2 separate regions of the Homo sapiens genome follow, and region 1 is linked to region 2. A link is an interaction called in ENCODE POLR2A ChIA-PET data of the cell type or tissue named here. Cell type or tissue: PC-9. All regions are shown on one strand. Links, peaks and the distances in the headings refer to the core of each region. The heading gives the core; the rest is flanking DNA.

Evidence for each region. Peaks named below come from ENCODE experiments on the same cell type or tissue, not always from the same donor. Only the 100,000 strongest peaks of a DNase experiment are listed, where the experiment ranks them.
Region 1: POLR2A ChIA-PET joins it to region 2 with 5 read pairs; 1 of 35 experiments calls an interaction of 5 or more read pairs at or near these places.

What each region holds. Positions count from the first base shown.
Region 1 is chr11:68,300,033-68,304,849 of GRCh38, forward strand. It overlaps a transcript of LRP5 not described here. Among named protein-coding and RNA genes, the nearest start is that of LRP5, 10 kb to the right of the region's middle. RefSeq lists an enhancer at 206-953. In PC-9, for the core only: no CTCF peak of the experiment used is centred there; a DNase peak (open chromatin) is centred at 2,859; H3K27ac peaks cover 1,222 bases.
Region 2 is chr11:68,539,845-68,546,217 of GRCh38, forward strand. PPP6R3 (protein phosphatase 6 regulatory subunit 3) reads left to right here. Exons shown (of 24, transcript NM_001164161.2): 4 at 4,994-5,180. Among named protein-coding and RNA genes, the nearest start is that of PPP6R3, 82 kb to the left of the region's middle. RefSeq lists enhancers at 440-1,145, 3,406-3,906, 3,907-4,407. In PC-9, for the core only: no CTCF peak of the experiment used is centred there; a DNase peak (open chromatin) is centred at 2,987.

The sequences.
Region 1 (4,817 bases), core at 818-4,817, 240 kb before region 2:
CCACCATGCCCAGTTAATTTTTTTTTTTTCAGTAGATACAGGGTTTCACCATGCTGGCCAGGATGGTCTCAATCTCTTGACCTCATGATCCGCCCACCTTGGCCTCCCAAAGTGCTGGGAGCCACCCCAAAGTACAGGCATGAGCCACCGTGCCTGGCCAGGCCTTTGTTTTTAAGAAGGGAGAATCCCGTGGCGTTTACAAGCTGAGGAGATGGAGCTGGCCGAGGATGAGTGAGCTGGAGGGCTCTATGCAGGGGTGAGGGCCTGGAGGAGGACAAGGGAGGGGATTAGCCTGGGTTCAGATCCCAGCCTGGCCACTTCCTCGCTGCATGACCCTGGGCAGGGCCATCCCTGTTCTGGCCCTTGCTGTCTCTGGAATTGGTTTGGAGGAATCAGGGGCATTAAGGTGGGACATTCTGCCTCCATTTTGCTTCAAGTACTGAAGGCCTCAGACAGCAAAATAGATGCCCCTGCCCAGGACTCCAAGCTTCAGGGGGCCCCACTTCTGCCCCCATGTGGCCCAGGGGATATGCCCTCAGCACCCAAACCCTCTTTCCAGGCTTTGCACCAAGTACTTGGACCCCAAATTCCCTGCCCAAGCCGCAGAGGCCATACGGATGCCTCCCTCAGACCCACCACAGGGGGACCTCGCCCTTGGTGGGGGCCGGGGGAGGTCCATGGTCCAGCTCCTCTGTCACCGTGCTCCAGCACAGCACCTCAAGCAGTCCAGAAAGTTCTACATGGAGCCGCCTTCCAGGTGTTGTGGGATGTATCTGTCCAGCCAGGGAGATGGGGTGCTCTATTCCATCACTTGTTGGCTGATATATACATTTATTTTTTCTTTACAGTGACTATCCATTATTTTATTTTATTTTAATTAATTCATTAATTTATTTTTTTTTTATTTTTTTGAGAGAGAGTTTCGCTCTTGCTTTTGCCCAGGCTGGAGTGCAATGACGCGATCTCGGCTCATCACAACCTCTGCCTCTCGGGTTCAAGCAATTCTCCTGCCTCAGCCTCCCTAGTAGCTGGGATGACAGACGTGCACCACCACGTCTGGCTAATTTTTTTGTATTTTTGTTAGAGACAGGGTTACACCATGTTGGCCAGGCTGGTCTCAAACTCCTGGCCTCAGGTGATCCGCCTACCTTGGCCTCCCAAAATGTTGAGATTACAGATGTGAGCCATCCCTGTCAGGGCCACTGCACCCAGCCTCATAATTTTATTATCTAGATTCAAAATTTGTTAAGGTTTTGCTACCTTTGCCAGAAATGTAAATATTGAAGGTACATTGGGCTGAGTGCAGTGGCTCACGCCTGTGGTCCCAGCTACTTTGGGAGGCTGAGGCAGGAGGATTGCTTGAGCCCAGGAGGTTGAGGCTGCAGTGAGCTGTGATTGTGCCACTGCACTCCAGCCTGGGCAACAGAGCAAGACCCTGTCTCTAAAAAATAATAAATAAATAAAAATAAATGTGATGTTGCCAACAGCATGATGCTTTCCATGAGAGTTCAAAAGAGATCTCCTGAGAACATTCTGCCACAGAAACAGAATCATTTGTCACACCTGCAAAATACTAACAATTCTTATTTATTTATTTATTTTTTTTTTGAGATGGAGTTTCACTCTGTCGCCCAGGCTGGAGTGCAGTGGTGTGATCTCGGCTCACTGCAAGCTCCACCTCCCAGGTTCACACCATTCTTCTCCTGCCTCAGCCTCCCGAGTAGCTGGGACTACAGGCGCCCGCCACCATGCCTGGCTAATTTTTTTTGTATTTTTTAGTAGAGACGGGGCTTCACTGTGTTAGCCAGGATGGTCTCGATCTCCTGACCTCGTGATCCGCCTGCCTCGGCCTCCCAAAGTGCTGGGATTACAGGCGTGAGCCACCGCTCCCAGCCCACAATTCTTAATAGCATCAGATCTATTTTTAAGCAGGACATGATCAATCAGCCTATGTCTTTCATCTATTTTTGCCTGGAAAAATCCCTCTACCTTTTTGTAAATGGCATTGATGTGCTGAGGCATGGTTTAAGACTTGTGAGTGGGGCCAGGCACAGTGGCTCACGCCTGTAATCCCAGCACTTTGGGAGGCCAAGGCGGGCAGATCACTTGAGGTCAGGAGTTCAAGACCAGCCTGGCCATCTCATCTCTACTAGAAATACAAAAAATTAGCTGGGCGTGGTGGTGCCACCTGTAGTCCCAGCTACTCAGGAGGCTGAGGCAGGGGGATCACTTGAACCCAGAAGGCAGAGGTTGCAGTGAGCTAAGATGGCACCACTGTACTCCAGCCCTGATGACAGAGCAAGACTCCATCTCAAAAAAAAAAAAAAAAAAAAAAGACTTGTAAGTGACAAGCCCGGTCCTGGGGCCTGCTCTGTGTTCCTGTCCTGGGTTCCACCCATGCTTGCGGGGAGGGGGCCTGCAGAAGGAAACCTGACTCCACCAGCCCCAGAGTGACCAACTTGCTCCTGTTTGCTCCAGACTTTTGCAGTTTTATTCCTGAAAATGCCCCCTCAGTTCTAGGTAAACCAGGATGGTCGGTTGCCCTAGTTAGCCCACCATCCACCTTGAGAATCTAACAGCGGAGTGGGTGAGGCGGGAAGGAGAGAGAGGCTTGGGGACTTGTCCCTCTCTTGTTCATCTCAGGCCTGGCAAGAAAGGACATGTGTCCCCTGGAGATGGGTTGGGGGCATGACACACATGTCTGGTGTTTGCTCTGATCAAAGGCAAGGCTGTGGCTGCAGCTGTCTGGCGGGCCGTGGCGCTGAACAGGTGGCCTCGCTGGCACAAGCTGCCCTTCCCAGATGATCAGGAAAAGGTGTGTTCCCGGGGACCAGATGCTTCTGAGCAATGTCCAAGGTGCCCACAAGAGCCTGTGAGGGATGACTCAGCACTGGGAATCCATAAACCCACAAGGCCCCAGAGCCAGGTCATGGGGTGCTGGGCCTCCTGGGATGGCCTTTCCTACTCCCTCTGTTCCTCCTTGAGGAGCGGAGGCAGCTGAGGTGGGAGGAACACGTGCAGAAAGAGAGAAGGAGCTGGCCTGGCCTTTCTCCATGGTGGCAAAGATGCAGCTTTAAATAAACTTAAGTTATTTATGTATTTATTTATTTATTTATTGAGACAGGATCTTGCTCTGTTGCCCAAGCTGGACTGCAGTGATGTGATCACAGCTCACTGCAGCCTCAACCTCCTGGGTTCAAGTGATCCTCTTGCCTCAGCCTCCCGATTAGCTGGTTAAATGATTGTGACCAAAATGCTGACAGTGATATGGACAAGCCAAGGCCAGGGTGATGAGTCTCAGATGGAAATGAGGAACTTATTGGGAACTGGAGCAAAGGTCACTTTCGTTATGCCTTAGCAAATAATTTGGCTGTATTATTTTCATGCCCTAGGGATCTGTTGAAGTTTGAACATAAGAGGGATGACCCAGGACATCTGGGGGAAGACATTTCTTCCCTTCCTCCTTCCTTCCTTCCTTTCGAGATCAAATCTTATTCTGTCACCAGGCTGGAGTGCAGTGGCATGATCTGGGCTCACTGCAACCTCTGCCTCCCAGGTTCAAGTAATTCTCCTGCCTCAGCCTCTCCAGTAGCTGGGACTACAGGTCTGCGCCACCACACCAAGCTAATTTTTTTGTATTTTTAGTAGAGATGGGTTTCACCATGTTGACCAGGATGGTCTCGATCTCCTGATCTCGTGATCTGCCCACCTAGGCCTCCCAAAGTGCTGGGATTACAGGTGTGAGCCACCAAGCGTGGCCATAAATTTTGAAGCAGCAAAGCATTCAAGATGTGGCCCAGCTTCTTTGAATTCCCTATGCTCAAATGCAGGAGCAAATAAATGAATTAAAGTTAGAAGTTATATTTAAAGGTAAAACAGAGCATAAAAGTTTGGAAAATTTGCAGCCTGGCCATGTGACAAAGAAAGAAAAAGCTTTTTCAGGAGAGGAGTTCAAGCCGGCAGTGGAGTAACCTCTTGCTAGAGGATTTGCATAACTAAAAAGGAGCCGACTGCCAATAACTGAGACAATAGGAAATAGGCCTCAGAGGCAAAAAGGCCTCAAAGGCATTTCAGAGATCTTCCACAACCCTCCCATCACAGGCCCAGAGGATGAGGAGGAAAGAATGGTTTCATTGTCCAGGCACAGGGCCCTGCTGCTCTGCACAGCCTCAGGACACTGCTCCCTGCCTGCATCTAGACTGTTCCAGCTCCAGCCTTGGCTCAAAGGGCCATAGTCACAGCTCAGGCTGCTGCTTCAGAGGGTTCCAGCCATACACCTTGGCAGCTTCCATGTGGTGTTAAGCCTGTAGGTGTGCAGAGTGCAAGAGTGAAGGAAGCTTGACACCATCCACCTAGATGTCAGAGGATGTATGAGAAAGCCTGGGAGCCCAGGAAGAAGGCTGCTGCAGGGGCAGAGCCTTCCCATTGGAGGGGAAATGTGGGGTTGGAGGCCCCACATAGAGTCCCCACTGGGACAATGCCTAGTGGAGCTGCGGGACGGGGCCGCCACCATCCACACCCCAGAATGGTAGATCACCAGCAGCTTGCACCCTGCACCTGGAAAAGCCGCAGGCCCTCATCTCCAATCTGTAAGAGCAGCCATGGGGACTGAATTCTGCAAAGCCGCAGGAATAGAGCTGCCCAAGGCCTTGGGAGCCTGCCCCTTGCACCAGTGTGCCCTGGCTATGGGACATGGAGTTTAAGGAGGTTATTTTGGAGCTTTAAGATTGAATGATTGCTCTGCTGGGTTTTGGACTTGCTTGGGGCCTATAGCCCCTTTCTTTTGACAGATTTCTCCCTTTTGGAACAGGAATGTT
Region 2 (6,373 bases), core at 1,367-5,366:
GAGCTCAGGAAAGGCCTAATTAAGATGGTGCCATCTGGTCAGAGCCATGCAGGAATTAAGGGGGTTGCCAGGTGGGCACTTACAACCAGGAACATCCAGGCAGGGGGAACAGCAAGTGTGGAAGCACTAATGTGCTCATGTGCTTGGTGTGCCCCAAGAACATCTGGGCAGCCAGAGAAGGGGCAGCATTGTGAATGAGGGAAAATGGAAGGAGGGAGGGTTGGAGTGAAGGTGGAGCACCTCTGGAGACAGGCCATGCAAGGCCTGGTAGGCTCAGCCAGGATGCTTGCTATACTTGGGATGAGATGGGAAGCCACCAGAGGGTTTTGAGCAAATGTGTGCATGTTGGGGAATCTGCCCCGATATTCACATAGGTTCTTTTCTGTTTTCCCTAAGCGTCAGTCGGCTTGAGAAATAAAGGGACAGAGTTCAGAAGAGAGATTTTAAAAGCTGGGCGTCCGGGGGAGACATCACATGTCAGTAGGTTCCGTGATGCCCCACAAGCCACAAAAACCAGCAAGTTTTTATTAGAAGTTTTCAAAAGGGGAGGGAGTGTGCAAATAGGTGTGGGTGACAGACATCAAGTACTTAACAGGGTAATAGAATATCACAAGGCAAGTGGAGGCAGGGCGAGATCACAGGACCGGGGCAAAATTAAAATTGCTAATGAAGTTTTGGGCACCATTGTCATTGATAACATCTTATCAGGAGACAGGGTTTTGAGATCAACCCGTCTGACCAAAATTTGTTAGGCGGGAAGTTCCTCTTCCTAATAAGCCTGGGAGCATTATGGGAGACTGGAGTCTGTCTCACCTCTGCACTGACCATAAGAGATGACCACACCCAGGGGGGCCAGTTTAGAGACCTACCCCCAGGTGCGCATTCTCTTTCTCAGGGATGTTCCATGCTGAGAAAAAGAATTGAGCGATATTTCTCCCATTTGCTTTTGAAAGAAGAGAAATATGGCTCTGTTCCGCCTGGCTCACCTGCGGTCAGAGTTTAAGGTTATCTGTCTTGTTCCCTGAACATCGCTGCTATCCTGTTCTTTTTTTAAGATGCTCAGATTTCATATTGCTCAAACACACATGCTGTACAATTTGTGCAGTTAAGGCAATTATCACATGGTCCTGAAGTGACATACATCCTCCTCAACTGACAGGATTAAGAGATTAAAGTAAAGACAGGCATAGGAAAGCACAAGGGTATTGATTTGGGGAGGTGATAAGTGTCCATGAAATCTTTACAATTTATATTTAGAGATTGCAGTAAAGACAGACATAAGAAATCACAAAAGTATTAATTTGGGGAACTAATAAATGTCTATGAAATCTTCACAATCTACGTTCTTCTGCCATGGCTTCAGCTGGTCCCTCTGTTTGGGGTCCCTGACTTCCTGCAACCTGTGCCATAGTCTGACTTTGTTCCTTAGGAGTGCTCTGCCTGCTCTGTGGTTAGGGACTGTAGGAGGACAGAAGTGGAAGTACAGTTGGCTGCAGTGATCAGCAGAGAAAAACAAGATCTTAGTGGACCTGATTGTTGAGAAGCGGTCAGATTTCCAGAGGCACTAGATGAAGTTAGAACTGAAGGGGTTTCCTCTAGGTATGGAATGGGAGATAAAGTGTCAAGAGTGACTATGAGGATTTTGGCCTGGGCAGTTAAGAGGATGGAGTGGCTTTATGGCAGTGAAATAAGATTGCAGAGGGAAAGGGCAGGAGTTTGGGTCTGGCCCTGTCACATTTGAAATGCCTGTTAGACATGAGGTGGAGATGAGGCCTAGTGGTAGGTGGACAGAGGACATGTAAAGCCACAAGGCTGAATGAGATCGCCTGCAGAGCTGATGGAGCTAGAAGAAAGCTTCTGAAACTGGAGATGGGTAGTGTGGGCTGGCCTGGGTTCCACTGAGGGATGGAGGAGTGATTGGATGCAAGAGGAGAACCTGGGGGCTGCTACCCTGGAAACCAAGGGAAGTCTGGCTTCAGGAAGGAGGGGGGACAGTGGGTTAGCGGTACTGCTCATAAGAAACCACTCAGTTTGTAACATGGAGATCATGGGCCCCATCAGTACAGGTTCTTTGGAGGGGCCCAGGTGAAAGCCTGGAGGCAAGCAGAGACAACTCTTTGAAGTGATTTCTTGTAACAGGAGCAGAGAGGAAGTGGTAGGTCGAGGCAGATTTGGAGTCAGGGGTGGTGTGGGGTTTTGTTTTTTCCTAAATGGAAGTGATGACCTGTGAGAACGTTGCAGCACAGAGGAAACACAGCCAGTGTGAGGGAGCAGGCCGCCGAGTGATGCATTGTGCTGGAGTGGGCGGGGGTGGGGGCATGTGGTCCAGAGCATACATGCAGGAGATGACCTCAGGAGCAAGGGCCACTCCCCTGGAGCGAGGAGGAAGTGCCCAGCTGTAGGTGGGGATGTGATAGGGCTGGGTTCCCTTCTGATTGCCTTCTCTGTGTTCTCAGGCAAAGGAAGCGAGGTCAGAGCCTATGGAGGAGGAGGGGTCTTGCCGAGGGTGGAGTGGAGGCATCTTTGGGTGCTTGAGAAGCTGCTGTTTTTTTTTTTTTTTTTTTTTTAAGACAGAGTCTTGCTCTGTCATCCAGGCTGGAGTGCAGTGGCGCAGTCACAGCTGGCTGCAACCTCTGCCTCCCAGGTTCAAGTGATTCCTGTGCCTCAGCCTCCTGAATAGCTGAGACTACAGGTGTGTGCCACCACACCTGGCTAATTTTTGTGTTTTTAGTAGAGATGGGGTTTTGCCACATTGGCCAGGCTGGTCATGAACTCCTGACCTCTGGTGATCCATCCATCTTGGCCTCCCAAAGTGCTGGGACTATTGGTGTGCGCCACCGCGCTCGGCCTTGAGAAGCTTCTTGAATGTTAAGGAGGGAGGGAAGGAGAGTAGCCCCAGCCTGTCTGGAACCAGAACTCTGAGCTTTTTGTGTAATGGCTAACATTATGCATGCTTCTTGAGTTAGGTCATACCACCCAGTCACCTAGAAAAAGTGAACAAATTTTAAAGTTGCTCATCTGGACTTTCTCTGTCAGAGTTTGGAGAAAACACTCATGCATTTGATTCACAGCCAGGAGTCCGCTTGCCTTTTACTGATCTTCTGTTTGTCAGCAGTTTCCACATTAAGACAGTTGAGTGAGTGCATCTCCCCAACCCACTCTAGCAGCATTCTGCCATTTTATAGTGAAAATAAAGAGGAATGAAAACAGCTGTCATTTATTAAACACTTATTTACTTTATGCCAGGCCCTCTTCCCAGCCTTTTTTACTCCCCTCCTCCATAAGATAAGGACTATTGTCTTAATCTTACTAACTTGGAAACTGAGGCCCAGAGAGGTTAAGTAACTTGTCCAAGGTTATACAGCATGTAAGTGGTAGAGGCCGGTTTTGAACTTAGCTAGTGTGACTCTAGTAGCTGCACCTGTAACCGCTGCATCAGCCCACTCCTGGGATAATGGGTACTTTACAGGGGTTTATATTCTGGCATCTTGAAGCCCATGCTACGTAAATTGAGGGAGGAGACTTTACTTCCCAAAGACCCATACATCTGCCAGGTCTGTTTTTTTTTTTTTCCTTTTCTGTTTTCTTTATACAAAGACTCATTTTGGGACCTTCTCATACTCTTCTGTCTTTAGGCCTCACACCAGAGCCTGTCAAGTGCCGTGGCTTTCTGGTTCGTCACCAGTGGTCTTTTTGTGCCAGGGTCTTGCTGCAGGCAGCACTTGCTTGCCTTGGATGCCCCAGGTGTGTCGTATACGTGTCCCTCCTGCCCCAGTCTTCCCTGGTTTCTTTTGTCATGCAGCCACGTTTGGCTATTTTGCCATCTCTCTGTCTTGCTCAGCTTTTGAGCTTGCCACTCCTGATGACTTGTTGGGGCGCTGGGTCCTGGCTGTCCAGCAGGGAGGAGTGTAAGAGCAGAGTAATTCTGGGTCAGCTAGAGTATCGTCTGGATAGGCTCAACGTCTCTGTTGTTGCTAGTGAAAACAGACACGAGATTGTCATAGTAGGAGTAAGTGGAGGAAATGGACCTGCTGCCTGTTTGCAGAGGGTCAGTGGTCTGGTTGTCAGAGGCAAGCATTTCTAAAGCCATGGGGTCTGTAGAAGAGCCTGTGTGGGTCCATATAGAGCAGGTGTCATGTTCTTAGCCGTGGGCCTTCTACAGGAGAGACAGCATGGTGAAGACTCATGGTGGGCTGACTTTGTGTCTGTGCTGATATCCAGATACTGGAAGGCTGATGTGGAGAGCACTAGTTTTGTTTTGTTTTGGTTTTGACACAAGGTCTCACTCTTGCCCAGGCTGGAGTGCAACAGTCATAGCTCTTTGTAGCCTCAAACTTGTGGGCTCAAGTGATCCTCTAATCTCAGCCTCCTAAATAGCTAGGACAACATTTTTTTTGTATACTGCTTCCTGCCTTGGTAGCCCAGGCTGATGTCCTGTTCCCCCCTTCATTATAGTAGGATGCTTACTCTCTTAAGATGTAATATAGACTTAGTACCATTTACAACCCATCTAAAGATAAAGGCTGGTCCAGGTCCCTACAGAGTGCCTTAAGTCATTACAAGGTGCTGCATGCAGTGCAGTTTCCTGGAAACCAGTGTCCTCCACAGTTGTCCGCAAGCTTTGCTGCTTCCCATGCCAGAGGAGGCTGTAGCCTGATGGCTCGTACGTCCAGCCGCTTTCCTCGCTGATCGTGGAGAAGGCCCGGGCCCTGCAGCATGACCTCTCTGGGCTTCTGAGTACTAGGTGCGCTCTAGTTTCTTCAGGGAAAATGTATTCTTGTTAAAGCTTGGTTTAAAAACAATTTTTTAGATAGTAGAAAATTTATTTTAGTCTGGAGGTAGGTTGAACAGAATGGATTGAAATGATTTCCTGATTTCCAGTAAACGATTTTATTTTTTTCACAAAATCTTGGGAAGCCTTTCTGATTTGTGTTTATCTTTATGTAATTAAACTGTTAATAAAGATGATGATGTAAATATCCTGTTCTTCTAGGTATCCAAATATATCTTGTGAGTTGCTCACTTCTGATGTCTCCCAGATGAATGATAGACTGGGAGAAGATGAATCCTTGCTAATGAAATTATATAGCTTCCTCCTAAACGATTCCCCTTTGAATCCACTACTTGCCAGTTTCTTCAGCAAGGTGCTAAGTATTCTTATCAGCAGAAAACCAGAACAGGTAAATATGATTTTCCAAAAGGTAAGTATTAGGGCTGATCATCCCCTTGAGGTGATCCCCCAGTACTTGTTGCTTTAAGAGTTCTAACTTTGCCTTAAGTTCAGGTTGTATAAGAGAATGTATTTTAAACCTTAAACATTCTAAGCACTCACATACTATTTGTATGTTAATGAATATTTCTAATATGGCATAATCTCAAATTTCACTTAATTTGTTAGCATACTTTAGTTTCCTCTTTTGAGAAGTGGGTAGAAGATGAGAATATTGGGTACCCATTTGTGAAGACAGGGCTTAACTAAGATGGCAAGTATAATAACTAAGCAGTTGAATATGTCACCAAACAATTGCTTTGTTTTGTTTTTCCCCCATTGATGATCAGAGATGAAGCTTAAACCAAAAACCTTTCCCACAAATGTAATTGGTGATTGGTTTGTACTAATGGTGATTCTGTTTTGATTCTACTCAAAACTTCTCCAGTGTCAGGCTTGAGACATCTGAGTGTATAGACTGCTGTGTACATTTGCAGCTGTGCTGTTCCTATCCAGTGTGGTTTGACAGAAACTTCACTTGGTTCTCTAAGTGTGGTCCCTGAACCAGCAGCCCCTCAGTATTACCTGAGAATTTGTTAGAAATGTAAGTTCTTGAGTCCTATTCCAGACCTGCTGAATCAGAAACTCTGAGAGATGGGCCCAGCAGTCTGGGTTTTAGCAAGCCTTCCAGCTAACTCTGATGCATGCTAACATTTGAGAACCACCGCTTTAGTGGATATTGTTGTGAAAAAGGATCTGCTTATCTGGAGATTTTAGTCATTTTATGGAAATAGGCACTCAGGGAACAACTAGAGCCTCAGATATTCAAGTATAAACTATAGCAGATTTGCCAGAATTGCAAGTATAGGTGTGATGATACGGGGCAAAAGTGGTCAAACCAGTTGGTCCTGCCATCCTTCATGATAGAAAATGGCTCTGGGTGACCCATTGTTGCTATCAGCACTTGTGGAAGGACTGGAGCTATTTTGGGCCCAGTGTGTCCTGTCCTATGCCAAGGCAAAGTGGATACATGCTTTATTTTAGAAAGAGATATTTCTTTCTTTCACTTAATGGAGTAGGATAAGCTTTCTAAGTTGATTGGAAATGAGATTCTTTTCACTTTGGTAATAATCCCCAAATCATGATTAATGTAGATTGTCTCTT